Regions from separate parts of the Homo sapiens genome. Here region 2 is linked to region 1. The links are chromatin loops, found by intact Hi-C in ENCODE. Cell type or tissue: PC-9. All regions are shown on one strand.

Region 1 (8,000 bases):
TCCATGGGGTCATCGCTCCACCCTTCCTCTGAGTGTCTGCCCCACTGGGAATGAAATGTTGGGATTCTAGTCTGGAAGGTTCTCCCAGCTGGAATCACATCCAGGACTCTCAGGCACTGGCACAGAGGGCAGACCTGAAAATCCTTGTGAGCTCCTCAAGGGGGTGGCTGAGAAGCCCCCAGAGATGGCATAGCTGTGAACGGGACACTGGCCAGGGCCAGGGATGTGGGGAGACTGATCGTATGTGAACCAGGGCGTCAGTGACCTGGCCGACCCCAAGAGGGAAGAGAAGAAAGGGGCAGGGGCAGGGGCCAGCCCCAAAGAAAACTGCAAGCCCTGGCTTCCTCCCTGCATGCTCGGCTCCCAGCACCCACGTCCTCCATGTTTCCATGGCTGTGCTGGGTGGGTGACTGCGAGTCTAACTTCCCCCTCTTCTCTGCCATGGTGTGGCCAGGCTAGAGGAAAAGGGCTGATGGCGTCCTCACTCCGCGCACCGTCTTTTCCCCACTGCAGTCAGCTACACTGGCCCAGCTGCCCCAACCAGCATGTGGGGGCACAGCCTCTCCTCGGCTTGAAGGGTCGGGGTCCTAGGCCCAGTTCCCGACACCTCCAGAGGAAACCCAAAGCCTGGAGCAGAGGCAGGAAGGCTGGCAGGGAAGCCCCGGGGGTCAGAGTCGCTTTGTGCACCTTGGGACCCGGGGAGAGAAGAGGCTGGAAGGGAGAAGTGGGCCCAGGTGGCCTCCTGGAGCACAGGAGGAGGCGTAAGCTGGTGGAGTATCCGGGGCAGCACGTCCTCTCCAGGCGGCCACTCCAACCATGGGGCTCTGGGAGCTTCTTGACTAAGACAGAGTCTACCGCTCAAGAAGCGGGGCAGATGGGTGGACAGAAAAGCACACAAGGGGGTGGCTCACGCCTGTAATCCTAGCACTCTGGGAGGCAGAGGCAGGCAGATCACTTGAAGCTAGAAGTTCTAGACCAGCCTGGGCAACGTGGTGAAACCCCATCTCTACTAAAAATACAAAAATTAGCCAGGTGTGGTGGTGTGCACCTGTAATCTCAGCTACTTGGGAGGCTGGGGCAGAAGAATTGCTTGAACCCAGGAGGCGGAGGTTGCAGTGAGCCAAGCTTGAGCCACTGCACTCCAGCCTGGGCGACAGAGGGAGGGGGCGGGGGGGTGGGGGAGGGAGGAAGGAAGACAGGAAAACACACAACAGCAACTGGGCTCACATGTTAGCTGAGTGCCTGCTCTGTGCTGGGCATGTGAGGGAAGCTGCAATTTAATCTGAGATCCTGAGCAAAACAGTACAGAGGCTCAGACCAGGACATTACGCCAGAGCTGGGATCAAGTCCTAAGCCTGCCACGGACGATCTCAGCCACTCCTCTCTGGGCCTCGGTTTCCCTGTGTGTGGAATAAGGAAACCGCAAGACATACAGATGGCAAAGGGCGTCCTGCCACACTCCCAGTCCCACTGTGCTCACGGTGGAGTCACTAGCTGGTCACCATGCCCCTGCTGAAGACACTGGCCTCTGCAGCTGTCTCTGCACAGTGCTCCGGGCAGACGCTGCCTGTGAAAGCAATCAGCACCCAAGACAGGAGCGGCACTGCCCTGGGAAACGCCTGGACCAATAGCCTCAGGTCCCCTGAACACTGACTGCCCACTGTTCCTAATGCCAGCACGGAAGCCCTGTGTCCCAGGGCTGGGCAAGCTGCATGAGGCAGCTGCATCAGGCGGCAGCTGCTCCCCACCAGGAAACTCTACAGGAATCAGTCGGGGGTCAGGGGCTGTTGGGGGGAATTTCCCGTCCTTCATGGAAGCAGCTTAGCAGCCATCTGGTCCAAATTCTCCAATTTTGAGATGGGAAACCTAAAACCCAGCTGGGAAGATGCAAGAGCTTCACAAGCCCACCCAGCAACTTCCAGGCAGGGCCCAGCCTAGAACGAGGGGTTCCTGTTTGGAGCCTGAGGCTCGTCTCTCCCAGACACGGCGTCCTCCAGGACAGCTAACCACCGTCTAGGCCTCCTGCCTGCCAGATCTTTCCCAGGTTTATTTCATTTTATTCCCTCAAAACCCCCCACGAGATGGTTCTGTGGCTCTCCCCTTTCTGAGGAGGAGTCACCGGGGCTGGGGCAGACAGCTGGTGCCTCTGGCAGCAGAGCCCGGCTCTCCACGCCGCCCTGCCCTGGAGGGCCGGCTATCCATCCTGGATTTGAAGCTGAGGGACAAACCACAGCCTCCAGGCATGAAAGCAAGGTTTCTGAGTGGGGGCCTGCAGCCTGCAAGGCCAGTAAACCTGTCCCAGCAAGACTGGCTGGGCAGGCTGGGCCACTCACTGTCTGCGAATGCTGCTCTCTCATTCCCAGAGACACTCCCCAGCCCCTCCTGGGCATCACTCAGCGCTGCTGTGGCTGCAGGAGCCAGGCACAGATGGCGCCTCCCTCCCCTGTCCACCAGGAAAAAGCGGGGATAAAGGTGGGTTCCAGTGTGGGAGGCATCCCAGACCCAGGCTGCAGACGAGCCGCATCAGTCCCTCTTTAATCAGAGGCAAGGCCGGAGACCATGACACAGATCTGCTGCCTAGCGCGTGAGTCACTGCCTCCAAGGTACAAGAATCCCACAGGAAGCTCAAGGTACCCGCCCAGACCTTGAGGCCAAGGTGGGGTTATGGGAACAGCACCTCAAGGGCAGGAGGGAGGGGTTCTGGCCTCCCCCACACCACCCCACTCTCTACACAGATGTCTTGCCCCCTCCAAGAACCTCCTGCGCTGCTTCTTCCTTGGACCCTTCCCTCTTCCCAGAGGTGGAGACAGTGAACCAAGGGGCTGGAACACAGGCGTCTACACAGGCAGATTCCCATGTGGGACCCTAGGATCCATCTCCCTCCCCAGCCCACAACTGCAGACTGTCCAGGCAGGAAGTGGGGCGTGGAGGCCTCATGGAGCCAGGCGCTGTGCATGGTCCGAGCTGCAAGAGGCCTTGGGGGAAACATGCGTCCAGAACCCTCACCTTACACACAGAGAAGACGGGTCTAGAAATGGGTGCGTCTCATCCAAGGCCCCATAGCCAGTCGGGGCAGAGCAGCCCCAGAAAGAACAAGGGTGGGAATGAGGACGGTCACCATAAAAACAGAATCACAGGCTCTCCCGCTGCAGACCCCAGACTGAGCGCTTCACGGGATCACCTGCGTTTCTTTCACTGCCCCCAAGCTCTGAACTCTCACCACGCTCAGGTCACGTGTGTGCAAGCCGGGGCTCAGGAGGTCACTCAGGGTGGGCTGGGAACCCGGGTTCACAGGGCCAGAGCCGAGTGCCGAACCCTCCGTGCCAAGGCCAGACCCAGTCCCCAGCCACTGCCTGGCCTGGCTTCACAGAGCCAACTGCCCCCACCACACAGCCCAGCGCCACAGCCCCGGGGAGCTATCCACAGCTGATGGGAACAGGCCACCCTTCTGCCGGCTAAGGAGCTCATCAGGCAGAGGGCAGGCCCTGAGCAGGCAGAGGGGGCCCCACAGACAAAAGGCAGGCTCTGGGCAACCCAGAATTGTAGTCAGAGAGTCTGAGCAGCTCGAAGTGAGGGCTGCCTGGAGGAGGCGCAGGCCTATGATAAAGTAGCAAAGAAACAGGCGATCCCCTTGGAGGCACAGACTGCCCGGCACTGCAGCGCACGGCAGGACTGACCCTGCCAGTCCCTTCAAAAGCTCAGCTACCAACTGCCCTGCGCCAGGACCTGCTGAGAAACACCGCAGGAACACACGCGAGGCCCCCGCTCCAGTCCCCTCTAGCACAAGAGGCTATAGAATGAATTGACGTTTGTGATGGCTAATGTGGCTAATGCTACGGCACCATCCTGCCTGGGCTAAGGGGTACCCAGAGGGCAGGTAGGACATTACCTCCGGAGTGGCTGGGCAGCATTTCCAGAGGAGACCAGCATCTGAGTCGGCAGCCGAGTATAGCAGACGCCTCCCGTGCCCTCGGGCCTCACCCAACTGCGGGGGCCCAAACAGGTCATGATGGCAGACGAAGGCCTTATTCACTCACTGCCCAGCGGGCACAGCCATCATCTCCTGCCCTCGGACATCGACGCTCGTCGTTCTCAGGCCTTTGGGCTCAGACTGGGACTCACGCCATCAGGCCCCTTGGGTCTTGGGCCTTCGGATCAGGACTGGAGCTGCACTACCAGCCTTCCTGACCTCCAGCTTCACAGCAGCTGGTTTCAGGACTTCTCAGCCCCCAGGATCGTGTGAGCCAGTCCCTGGTATTAAATCTTCCTATCTATCCATATGCTATCAGCGCTGCTGTTCTGGAGAACCCTGACTAATACAATATTGGAAAGGAGCATGCATCTCCCCTGGGATGGCCCCATTCAGGCACGCCCTGCTCCCACGCCCAGCACCACTGACCGCTGCCAGCAGAGGCGCTGTGGAGACAAGAGTGGTAGGGGGCAAGGGACGGGGTGGGTGTGGAGCAAAGACTATTCCCCTAAGGAAGGCAGGCCCCCTGGGACTGAGGGAGAGCAGCCAGTCAGCCAAGGCCAGGAGAACGTGCAGGGGCAGAGCCCACGCACAGGCCCGGAGAGCGGCCATGGCCACACAGGGGACCAAAGAGCGGAGGCCTGTCGGACACAGGGCCAAGGAGCTGGCCTCGCCTGGGGCAGTGGGAGTGCAGGGTCAGGCTGGTGTTTGAGAGATGCTTCAGGCTGCAAAGAGGATACTGGGTGGAGGGAAGGCAGGACCGCGGGAGGGGGGCGGCCCCAAGGAGTCTTCTAACCAGGCCAGGTGCACGATGGCAGGAAGGCCTGGGCAGGAGGCCACAGGGATGGACACAGCCAGAGAGGACACAGCCAGAACTGTTTAAAAGGCTGATCAAGGCTGCCTGGGTGCAGGGGTGAGGCAGGGAAGAGAGAAACCATCTCTGTCCTTTCTGCCAGGAGACACAGAAAGGGCTGGCCTGAAGAACGGGGACAATGGGGGAGGCTGGCCACCGGGGTCTGGACGCACAGTGGCCAGCTACAGAGGGGAAGGCAGGGGATGCCAGGGCTGGCGTCTGGGCAAGGCTGAGCTTAAACCCTTGGTGTGGCCTTCAGCAAGTCGCTGCCTGCCCCGAGTCTCCCTCCCCACCCACCTGGGGAAAGGGGAGGCTGAGAGGCACGTGGTTATCTGAGCCACCACCACCCCATTTCTGTTTCCCACAGAACCCCCGCCCGGCCTGCTAGACCCCCTTCTGCCACCTTCCTCTGGCCTCGGGATGCCCTGGCTGTACGAGGAGAGGCTCCCTCCGCCCTCAAACAGTTGCCAGCGCCTTTCTTCCCCAGCAGGTAACTGGCACACTCCACACTCTGCACAACGATGCCAAGATGCAGCCCACAAAGCTGGGACCCACACCCCAGACACACAGCAATCCACTGGCCAGGCGGACAAGCCCAAAATCAGCCACTGCCCACAAGCAGGGTGGGACCATCACACTGCCAGGAACCTTCTTGGAAGAGCCAGTGCTTGTGTTCTGGGTGACACGTTCGGCTCTGGGCTCAAAAGTTACCCCACTGCCTCCATGAATCCTCAACCACCCAATGAGGTCAATGTTACTATGCCCCTTGTCAAATGATGAAACTGAGGGTCAGAGTGGTCACCTGCACACATCAGCTAGATGGTCTGATGCAAGCTCTTAAAGGGAAAGCACCCAGAAGGAAAGGCCTCAGCCTCCCGACTGAGCCTCACCCCAGAACCCCCCTCTCATGGCCTGGTCATCCACTGCACGTTCCCAGTCTGCTAATGGGGACAGGTGACAGTAGCCATCACCTGGAGGGGCTGATGGGTTTCCAGTGGCTTCACTGGCCTCCCTAATTAATGGCCATTTTAATGGGAAGGGGACTAATAACTGTATCTCTAACACTACGGCAATAACTTTCCAGTGTCTACCCTTATCTCTGAAGCGATGACTTAGTAACTCGGTTATTAAGTGCAAGCGTTAACACAGGACAGGAAGGTGCGTGAATCTCCTCTGCGACGTCAACTCCACACCTGCTCCTGCTCTGAACTCCCGCAGGAGTGCCTGGAAGGGCCTGGGAAAGCACTTGGCCCCCCGACACCCCCCACTATTTCTCCCCTAGGCTGTCTGACGGTGAAGGAGGGTGTGGGGCCCACCCAGGCCCTTAGGCTCAGCAGGCGAAGTCTCTTTGCCAGTCTCAGCGTAGGGCTGAGCTCAGCACTCTCCGCCGGCCTGCGTCTCACAGATGCTCCGGGTGTACCACGGGGCAGGCACCTCTGCTGACATGTGGCAGCCAGGGGAGGCTCAGAGGCCAGGGACAGGTTGCTGGCACCTCTGCGGCCGTAGGAGCCACACAAGGAAGGCCTCACACGAACCACACGCACTACAGAGCCAACTGCGACCCAAGCACGATCGAGGCTGTGTGTTTCTGAAAGGATCTGACCGAACTGAGCACTAAGATTGTTCAGAATCTGGCCAACGCAGCTCCCCATCCATCCCCAGCCAGGTGGCCCATGGTGAGTGAGGCAGAGTCTTGGTTTCCTCAGCTGTGAGATGGGGGCAGCGGCACCCGCAAGAGTAAGGGAGACAACACACTGCCCACGGCTGCCCCGCTGCAGTCACCATCATCGTTGCTGCCCCTCCTGCAGATGCAAGCCCCCACCTCCACCACCGCCAAGTCCTCTGTGCATGTCTGTCACAGGACAGAGCTTAACCTTTGAGAGGCCATCCCTGCTGACCCCACCTGCCGCCCGTCTCAGGAGGAGGATTCCCAGGAAGTCACAACCGCAGGGGGATCCCCCAAGCAGTGGCCACGTCCCCGCCACCCACACCAGGGGGTCCCGATCCAGCCAGTGGGTTTCCAATGGGTGTGCAAAGCTGTGGGCAGTGGGGGCAGGGGCCAGGGACAGCAGCTGAGCACTCGGAGTGGAAGCGCCCTCGGCCCGGGCAGCCTGGCCTCCTTTGCACATATGCCAGGCTCCTCCGCAGGGGCAGAAACCTTTTCCCCAGGGTCGGGTCGCCCCATTCGAGAGATCAACAAATCCAGCCTTTGACTCCATGGAGCAGGAGCATGGTGGGGCAGGGGCAGGGAGGTGTCTCCTCAGGATCCCCCCGTTCCCCAGGCATCATCCGCCCCCATCCCAGGCATCCTGTGACATAGTCTTCCAGAGGGGACCGGGCCGGGCTTGTGCTGCTGAACCTGGCTCTGGACCCCGTCTCAGCTGCAGACTCGCAGCAGTGCCGGAGCTCTCTGCGCCCCAGGCCCTCCTCTGTAACGAGGCCCTCTGGGGGCTCTTGCTTCCTCACTCAGGTGTGCAATACACTTTGAGCAGCTGCTGCGTACCAAGCACTGTGCTAGGGTGACCTCTGGAGCTCCAAGGAACCAGCAGGGTGTGATCAATGCCGCAGGGTAAAGAACAGAGCAGCTGGGAAGCAGGGGAGTCCAGCAGAGTCCCTAATCAAGCAAAGCAAGGGGCAGGAGATGTCCAGGAATCAGAGAAGGCCCTCTGGAGGGGCTGCTGTCACCTTGAGGCCTGCAGGATGGACAAGTGTGTGTCAGAGGCTCACCATAAATGTGGGCAAGCCTCCTATAAGAAGGCATCGATCAGTAGGTGGCCCCGGGGCACTGCCACAGCCTTGAGCACCTGACATTACAGACCCACAGGGCAACCAAGTGCACATCTGAGTCCTCTGCCAAATGCAAATCTAAGCAACAAGCCGCACACACCAGGACGAACAGCACTGCTGGCTCAGATGAACCACCAAGAACCTGCTCTCCCTTCCAAAGCAGAACCTATCCGAGAATCCCTACCGCCTTGCGAGCTGCAAGTCCGATCTGTGCAATGTGAGCCCCTGCAGGAAAAAAGTCTAAAGTGATTTTTCCTCCCCGGTGCTTTGTGTTTATGGAAACAGATGGAAACCGGCCGCAGACGAAGCTCTGGCATCCAGATTTGCTTCCAAGCGGTTTTACCTTGATGACTGCTTAATCCTGGCCCATCAAGGGACTTCCCAAAATGG
Region 2 (8,000 bases), 92 kb after region 1:
GAAAACTATGTCATCTTGGAATCAATGAAATAAAGTACATGGAAAACCATTTAGGATAGGCAAGGATATGAGAAAAGCTGAGTCCTAAATGGAAAGTATAGCACAGCCCAGTTCTGTAAATCAAACAGGAGTGACCACAATTAAATGTAAATAGCTCTCCTCTAGGTGATAAGAAGACTAGTAAACTTTAAAAAAAATTATTCATTCATATATATATATATATATATATATATACATATATATACATATATATAAATGAATAGGCCAGGTATGTTGGCTCATGCCTGTAGTCCCAGCACTTTGGGAGTCCAAGGTGCAGATTATGTGAGCCCAGGAGTTCAAGACCAGTCTGAGCAACATGGCAAAACCCTGTCTCTACAAAACATACAAAAATTGGCCAGGCGCAGTGGCACACGCCTGTAGTCCCAGCTACTAAGGAGGCTGAGGCAGGAAAATGGCTTGAGCCTGGGAGTTCAAGGCTGCAGTGAGCCCTGATATATATATATATACACATATGTATATACACACACACACAAATACATGTATTTACATTTGTACAAATATATACACACAAATATATGTATTTACATTTGCATAAATATATATAATACACATATTTATGTATATAACATATATAATTTTGCATGCGTATGCTTTTTATAATGGATGTCATATATGTATAATGAAAAATACATTTTAGCACAACATAAAAATTATAGGCCAATACCCTAACGAACATAGATGCAAAAATCATCCACAAAATCCTAGCAAACCAAATCCAACAACACAATATAAAGACCCCTTACCATGATCAAATGGGATTTATCCCAGGAATGCAAGGATGGCTCAACATACAGAAATCAATAAACATGATATATCACATCAACAGAAGGAAGAACAAAAACCATATGATCATCTCAACAGATGCAGAAAAAGCATTTGATAAAATTCAATATCATTTTGGGATAAAAACCCTCAAAAATCTAGGTACAGAAGGAGCACTCCTCTACACAATAAAGGTCATACATGAGAAACCCATAGCTAACATTATACTGAATGGGGAGAACCTGAAAGCTTTTTCTCTAAGAACTGGAACAAAATAAGGGTGCCCACTTTCACCACTCTTATTCAACGTAGTACTAGAAGTGCTAGCCAGACCAATTAAACACAGGAAAGAAATAGAGGGCCTCCAAATTGGAAAGCAGGAAGTCAAACTGTCCCTGTTTGCAGACATGATCTTAGATATAGAAAACCCTAAAAGCTCCACCAAAAAAACCTAGAACTGATAACAAATTCAGTAACATTGCAGGATACAAAATTAACATATAGAAAACAGTAGCATTTCCATACACCAACAATGGACTAGCAGAATAAAAAAAAAATCAAGAAAGGCCAGGCACAGTGGCTCATGCCTCTAATCACCGCACATTGGGAGGCCAAGGTGGGCAGATCACCTGAGGTCAGAAGTTTGAGACCAGCCTGGCCAACATGGTGAAACCCCATCTCTAAAAAAAAAAAATAATAATAACAAAAGTTAGGCAGGCATGATGATGGGAACCTATAGTCCCAGCTACTAGGGAGGCTGAGACAGGAGAATCATTTGAACCCACGAGATGAAGGTTGCAATGAGCCAAGATCATGCCACTGCACTCCAGCCTGGATGACAGAGCGAGACTGTCAAAAAAAAAAAAAAAAGTCAAGAAAGCAATACCATTTATAACAGCTACAAAATAATTAAAATTTCTAGGAATAAATTTAACCAAGGAGGTGAAAGATCCCTACAAGAGAAACTGTAAAACACTGATTAAAAAAATTCAAGCAGTCACCAAAAATGGAAGACATCCCATGTTCATGCATTCGAAGAATTAATAATTTGAAAATGACCACACTACCAAAATATCTATAGATTAAATGCAATTCCTATCAAAATACCAATGACATTCTTCAAAGAAATAGAAAAAACAATCCCAAAATACATATTGAAAACACAGAAGACCCTGAAGTGCCAAAGCAATCCTGAACAAAAACAACAAAGCTGGAGGCATCACACTACCTGACTTCAAAACACACTACAAAGCTACAGCAACAAAAGCAGCATGATACTGGCATAAAAACAAAACACATACCTAGACCAATGGAATAAAACAACCCAGAAATGAATCCACACATTTACAGTCAACTCATTTTCAACAAAGGCACCAAGAACATTCAGTGGGGAAAGAACAATCTCTAATAAATGGTGATAGGTAAACTGCATATCCATATGCAGAAAAATGAAACTAGACTTCCATGTCTCCCCATATGCAAGAATCAAATCAAATGGGATTAAAGACTTACCCATAAGACCCAAAACCATAAAACTACTGAAAGAAAACATTGGGGAAATGCTTCCGGACATTGGTCTGGGCAAAGATTTTTTGGGTAAAACCTCAAAAGCGGACAGAACAAAACGAAAAATAGACAAATGGGATTACATCAAGCTAAACGCCTCCACACAGCAAAGCAAACAATCAACAGAGTGAAGAGAAAACCTACAGGATAGGGGAACAAATCTGCAAACTATTCATCCGACAAGGGATTTTTAATAACCAGAATACATAAAGAACTCGGTCCAGCGAGGTGGCTCATGCCTATAATCCCAACACTTTGAGAGGCCGAGGCGGGAAGATGGCTTGAGGCCAGGAGTTCGAGACTGGCCTGTGCAATATGGCGAGACCCCGTCTCTACAAAACATACAAAAATTAGCCAGGCGTGGTGGCACGCACCTATTGTCCCAGCTACTTGGGGGCTGAGGTGAATCACTTGAGCCTAGGAGGTAGAGGCTGCAGTGAGCTGTGATCACACCACTGCACTCCAGCCAGGTGACAGAGCAAGATCCTGACTCAAAAAACATAAAAAATTTAAAACTTTAAAAAAAAAAAGTCAACTTAATAGCAGGGCCGAGCACGATGGCTCATGCCTGTAATCCCAGCACTCTGGGAGGCCGTGGCGGGCAGATCACTTGAGGTCAAGAGTTTGAGACCAGCCTGGCCAACACCGTAAACCCTGTCTCTACTAAAAATACAAAAAATCAGTTGGGCTTGGTGGCGGGCGCCTGCAATCCCAGCTACTTGGGAGGCTGAGGCAGGAGAATTGCTTGAACCCAGGAGGCAGAGGTGGCAGTAAGCCAAGATTGCACCACTGCACTCCAGCCTAGGTGACTGAGCAAGACTTTGTCTCAAAAAAAAAAAAAAAAAGCAAATAGTAATGATAATAATAATAATCTGATTTTTAAACGGGTAAATAATCTGTTATTAAGACATTTCTCAAAAGACATACAAATGGCCAACGGGCATGTGAAAAAATGCTCAACATCACTAATCATCACAGGAATGCAAGCCAAAACCACAACGAGATACCATCTCACCCCAGTTATAATAGCTATTATCAACAAGAAATCAACAGATGCTGGCAAGGATGTGGAGAAAGGGGAACACTAGTACACTGCTGGTCAGAACGTAGACTAATACAGCCACTATAGGAAACAGTACAGAGGGTCCTCAAAAAACTAAAAAGAGATCTGCCTGATCCAGCAATCCTACCACCAGGCATGTAAACAAAAGAAAGGAAATCAGTGTTTGAGATATATCTGCACTCCCACCTTTACCGTAGCACTATTCACAATCAACCTAAATATCAGTGAATGAATGGATAAAGAAAATGTGACATATATACACAATAGAATACTATTCAGCCATGAAAAAGAATAAAATCCTGTCATTGCAGCAATGTGGATGGAACTAGAGGTCATTGTTAAGTGAAAAAAGCCAGACACAGAAAGCTAAATATCATATGGGCCGGGTGCAGTGGCTCACACCTATAATCCCAGCACTTTAGGAGGCCTAGGCTGGTGGATCACTTGAGGCCAGGAGTTTGAGACCAGCCCGCCCAACGTGGTGAAACCCCATCTCCTACTAAAAATACAAAAATTAGCCGGATGTGGTGGTGTGCACCTGTAGTACCAGCTACTCAGGAGGCTGAGGCAGGAGAATGGCTTGAACCCACGAGGTGGAGGTCGCAGTGAGCCAAGATCACACCACTGCACTCCAGCCTGGGCAACAGAGGAAGACTCTATAACCAAAAAAAAAAAAAAAAAAAAAAAACCTAAATATCATATGATGTCTCTCTCATATGTTAAAGCTAAAAAAGTTGACCTCATGGAGGGACAGAGTGGAATGATGGACATCAGAGACTGGGTGGGGCGACAGGAAAGTGAAGAGAGATTGGTTAATGGGGGCAAACATGCAATTAGACAGGAACGAGTCCTAGTGCTCAGAAGCACGGCAGGAGGATTACAGTTAACGATAACTTCTTGCATATTTCAAAATAACTAGAAGAGAGGACGTGAAATGTTCCCAACACAAAGAAATGCCACATGTTTGGGATCATGGGCATCCTAATGACCCTCATTTCATCATTACACACGGTATATGTGTATTAAAGTGTCACACATACCCCATAAACAATGGCATATGTGTATCAAAGTGTCACACATACCCCATAAACAACGTACAATTATTATGTACCAATTAAATAAATAAATAATACATTTGAAAAGGTTGTGGGGGGGAAAAACACCACCAAAAGGCAAGAGAGGCTCAGAGATGCAGTTGTCAAAGCTCTGGTACCACCCATGCACCAGGCAACATGAAGAGGAAGAGAAACGCGCTCGGGGCCAGTCCCATGGTCCCCAGGGTCCCTACCCATGGGGCCATCCCCGGGGGCCTGGACAGAGCTGCCGGTCCTCTAGAGCCTACACGACCCGGGCTCTGGGGCTGCCTGGGGACATCCTCCAGCCACACACTGACCCATCACAGAGCCTTGTAGCCGGGAGAGAGAGCCACCATCGGCCTCTGCCTCTCGTGCAGCTTCAGACCATGGCACTGTCCTCTGTCAGCCCTGGGCTCACTCCTGGGACCTGCCGGGGTAGGGCCCTGTCCCCAGCTCAGATCTGGAGGGTGTCTCGAGACCCCCGGCTGGCTGGCTCAGCGGCTCGCGACAGCACAGCCACCCTCGGTTGCAGCAAATGTGCCTCACTGAGAACCACCACGAGGCTATTTCCCGATTAAAGCTTTAACAGATCAATAGCAATAAGTGAGTCCCCCAAAAATCAATCTAAGGCAGTGCCCTTTTCTAAGAAAAACCACTCTTTCCACAGGCAAAAACCACTTAAAAATAAGAGACAACTGTTTTGGGTTTTGAGGCAGTTTGGCCGGGTGTCGGTGAAAGCCGTCTAGTTGCCTGAGATGAATCCCACATGCCGGGATTCACACTTCCCCCGAGAGCTGGATTCCACCGTGCCCGCCGGGCCTGCGAGGACGAGAGCTGGATTCCACCGTGCCCGCCGGGCCTGCGAGGACGAGCCTCTGCACCTGCTTCCCTCCTGCCGGATGAACTGCGGCTTCTCACGGCTGCGCTGCTGGCATGGTAGAGAATACAACGAACAGGGAAGGAGGGAGGATCTGGAATTCAGTCTGTGCCAATCAGACGTCTCTCTCCAGGGATCTGACAGTGCCAGAGGCTGCTAAGTTTGGTCACTCCCAGGCTGGGGCCAGACCCACCAAGACCACTGACCTCCCACCTTCAAGTCCAGCAAACCTGGACACCAACCAGCATCAGCACCACTGAGACAAGAAGCCTGAGGCCAACCAGGGAACCTCAGGGGTGGAGCTGAAACACCCCAACCCTGACCAGAGCGGATTCCAGGAAGGCTGCTGGGAGAACCCAGACATCCCTGCAACCTTGGCCAGTGGGGGACTTGAACCCCTAGGGCCAACTCCAGATGAGCCCCACTGTCCATCGCACTGCTCAAGCCTGACCCCAGAGCACCCTCTTCATCACCCAAGTCCAATCCACCCCAAGCCCACCCACTCCTCCTGCGCTCCAGCGGGGCCGTCCATCTCTCTCCATTCCCACTTCTCTCCCCACCCCCCAGCCTGGACACCCCCATCTGCCTCTGCCCCAGCCTCTGGGGCTCCAGGCCTCCCTCTCCAGGTGTCCCTGTAGTGCAGACACAGTGGAGCTTTCCAAAGCCAAATCTGAGCACGCCACATCTGCACCAACCCTGCCCAGGGTTCCCTGGCACACCCAGGATGAAGCCGGCCCTGCCTCCCTGCAGCCTTCAAGGCAGTGACTCAGAGTTCCTGCCACCCCCCAGACGTGCAGGGTGGTCTGCACCCCCTGGCCTCAGCACCCGCTGCTCCTGCCATCCTGGTCCTCCACCCTCCCTGCCCACTCAACAGCTCCCACAATGGCCACACTCCTCCCGCTCCCCTCAGACTCTGCAGGACTCCTTGAAGGAGAGACCGAGTCTCAACCATCTCTCCCTTGCCCCAAGGGCCAATCACTCACAAGTGCCAGGTCCTCAGCTCCCTGGGCACAGGAAGGCCTGGGGAAGGGCCCCACCCGATGACCCCACACAGCAAGCGATGTGAGGAAAACCCCCGCCCGCCATGTCTTGAAAATACAAGTCTCGTAAAAAGGCAGTTTCCCAAGCGGAGGCTGGGGGATGGCACCACGTTCGGTGCTTGCTGGGAGCCAGGGACCTTGGCCCACACGAGGCCACCGAGGCTCACGGGACCTCACCAGACCTCACCTGACCACCCCCACAGCCCGTTCTACAGAGGAGCCCACAGAGGCGTGGCAGTGGCGATCACGAGGCTGTCCACGGCACCCACAGCCCTGTGGTTGGTGTACCTGGTCCCTTTGACAGACACATGTGGGGCTGCAGAGATGGAGGTGGCTCCTTCCCTGGGCCCAGCCTTGCTGGCCCAGCACCTCCAACTTCGAAGCCCAGCCCCAGCCTCTGGCCTAGCTACCAACAAGAAAGCTGCCTCTCCTCAGGCCCCAGGGGCAGGCAGCAGAAAGCCTCGGGCCTGTCACCTGCCCCACAGCCTCTCGTGTCAAATGGTCTCGTCTGTCCATCTGCAGGGCAGCCCTGAACTAGCAGGCCACTCCTCAATCACAGTAAATGCAAACGGCTTCTGTACTCTTGCTTTAATCTACAGCCTGGCTCTCCCTGGTTAACAGATGTTTCGTTTAAGCAGCTAAATTACCACAAAATACACCCAAAGAGATGACAGGCCAATTTCTCCCAAGGTTCATTTGCATGAGAAGGGAATGGTGTGTGAAAATTCTATCTTTTCCTTTTTGAAATAAAAAATATATATATATTACAGGTGCAAGTCACAGTATCTCAGGAGCCCGCGGTGCCTCCTGCGGGGAGTGGGGACACCAAGGTCTGGACCGGGAAGCCCCGGGTTCCACTCCCACCATCGCTTCCCCCAACGAAGTCAGGCAGAGTCCGTGTGCCCTCTGACCCTCAGTCTCCAAAGCTTGCAGATGGAACAGTCGTAACTGCTGCTGTGAGGCCTGTCGGGGGCAGGGAAAGCCCTCTGGGGGTCAGACCCACTTGGCCCCTCGGTGTTTAACTGATCCTGATCGTCACCATCTGGGTCGCCACGGCAGCCCAGGGGCAGCCGCAAGCAGGCACCGTGGGACCGGTGACTCCACTGTGCCCCAGGAACCCAGGAGGGGGCCACATGTTCTACGCCAATGACTCTCTAGCCTAGAAACTGTCCTGGCCAGGCCCACGGCCCACACACACACAGAGGGGCAGCCCAGGAGCCAGCCCACCCCTCCCAGGCCACCAGACGGCAACACCAGAGAAAGGCTGGGGGGCCTGAGCTGCTCCACTGGGGAGGTGAGTCGTGACTGTGACACTGGCCTCCTGCCCAGGCCACCCATTTCATACTGCAAAGGACAACCATGGCCAGCATGTGGAGGCTGCTGACATGAAGGGTCAAGGCCAGCGTGGGAAGGAGCAGGGCAGGACAGGGGCCCCAGGAGCTGGTCCAGGGTGTGGGCTGAGCCAGTCACGGGTCCCCAGCTGTCAACAAAACCCACAGCCTGGGGCCACCTGCACCACCCGGGTCCTGAATCACAATGGGGAGGCGGCCAGG

The links. Peaks named below come from ENCODE experiments on the same cell type or tissue, not always from the same donor. Only the 100,000 strongest peaks of a DNase experiment are listed, where the experiment ranks them.
Region 2: a loop joins it to region 1, with 5 times the contacts of the local background. A loop is called at or near these places in 2 of 110 quality-filtered maps.

Annotation. Positions count from the first base shown.
Region 1 is chr9:133,871,940-133,879,939 of GRCh38, forward strand. The region is part of intron 2 of VAV2 (vav guanine nucleotide exchange factor 2); the gene reads right to left. Among named protein-coding and RNA genes, the nearest start is that of VAV2, 120 kb to the right of the region's middle. RefSeq lists enhancers at 11-511, 512-1,012, 2,009-3,208, 3,994-4,729, 4,730-5,463. In PC-9, a CTCF peak has its summit at 4,452; DNase peaks (open chromatin) are centred at 1,662, 2,482 and 2,572; H3K4me3 peaks cover 1,037 bases; H3K27ac peaks cover 3,979 bases.
Region 2 is chr9:133,963,816-133,971,815 of GRCh38, forward strand. All of the region lies in intron 1 of VAV2 (vav guanine nucleotide exchange factor 2), which reads right to left. Among named protein-coding and RNA genes, the nearest start is that of VAV2, 25 kb to the right of the region's middle. RefSeq lists enhancers at 6,230-7,114, 7,115-7,998. In PC-9, no CTCF peak of the experiment used is centred here; a DNase peak (open chromatin) is centred at 3,396.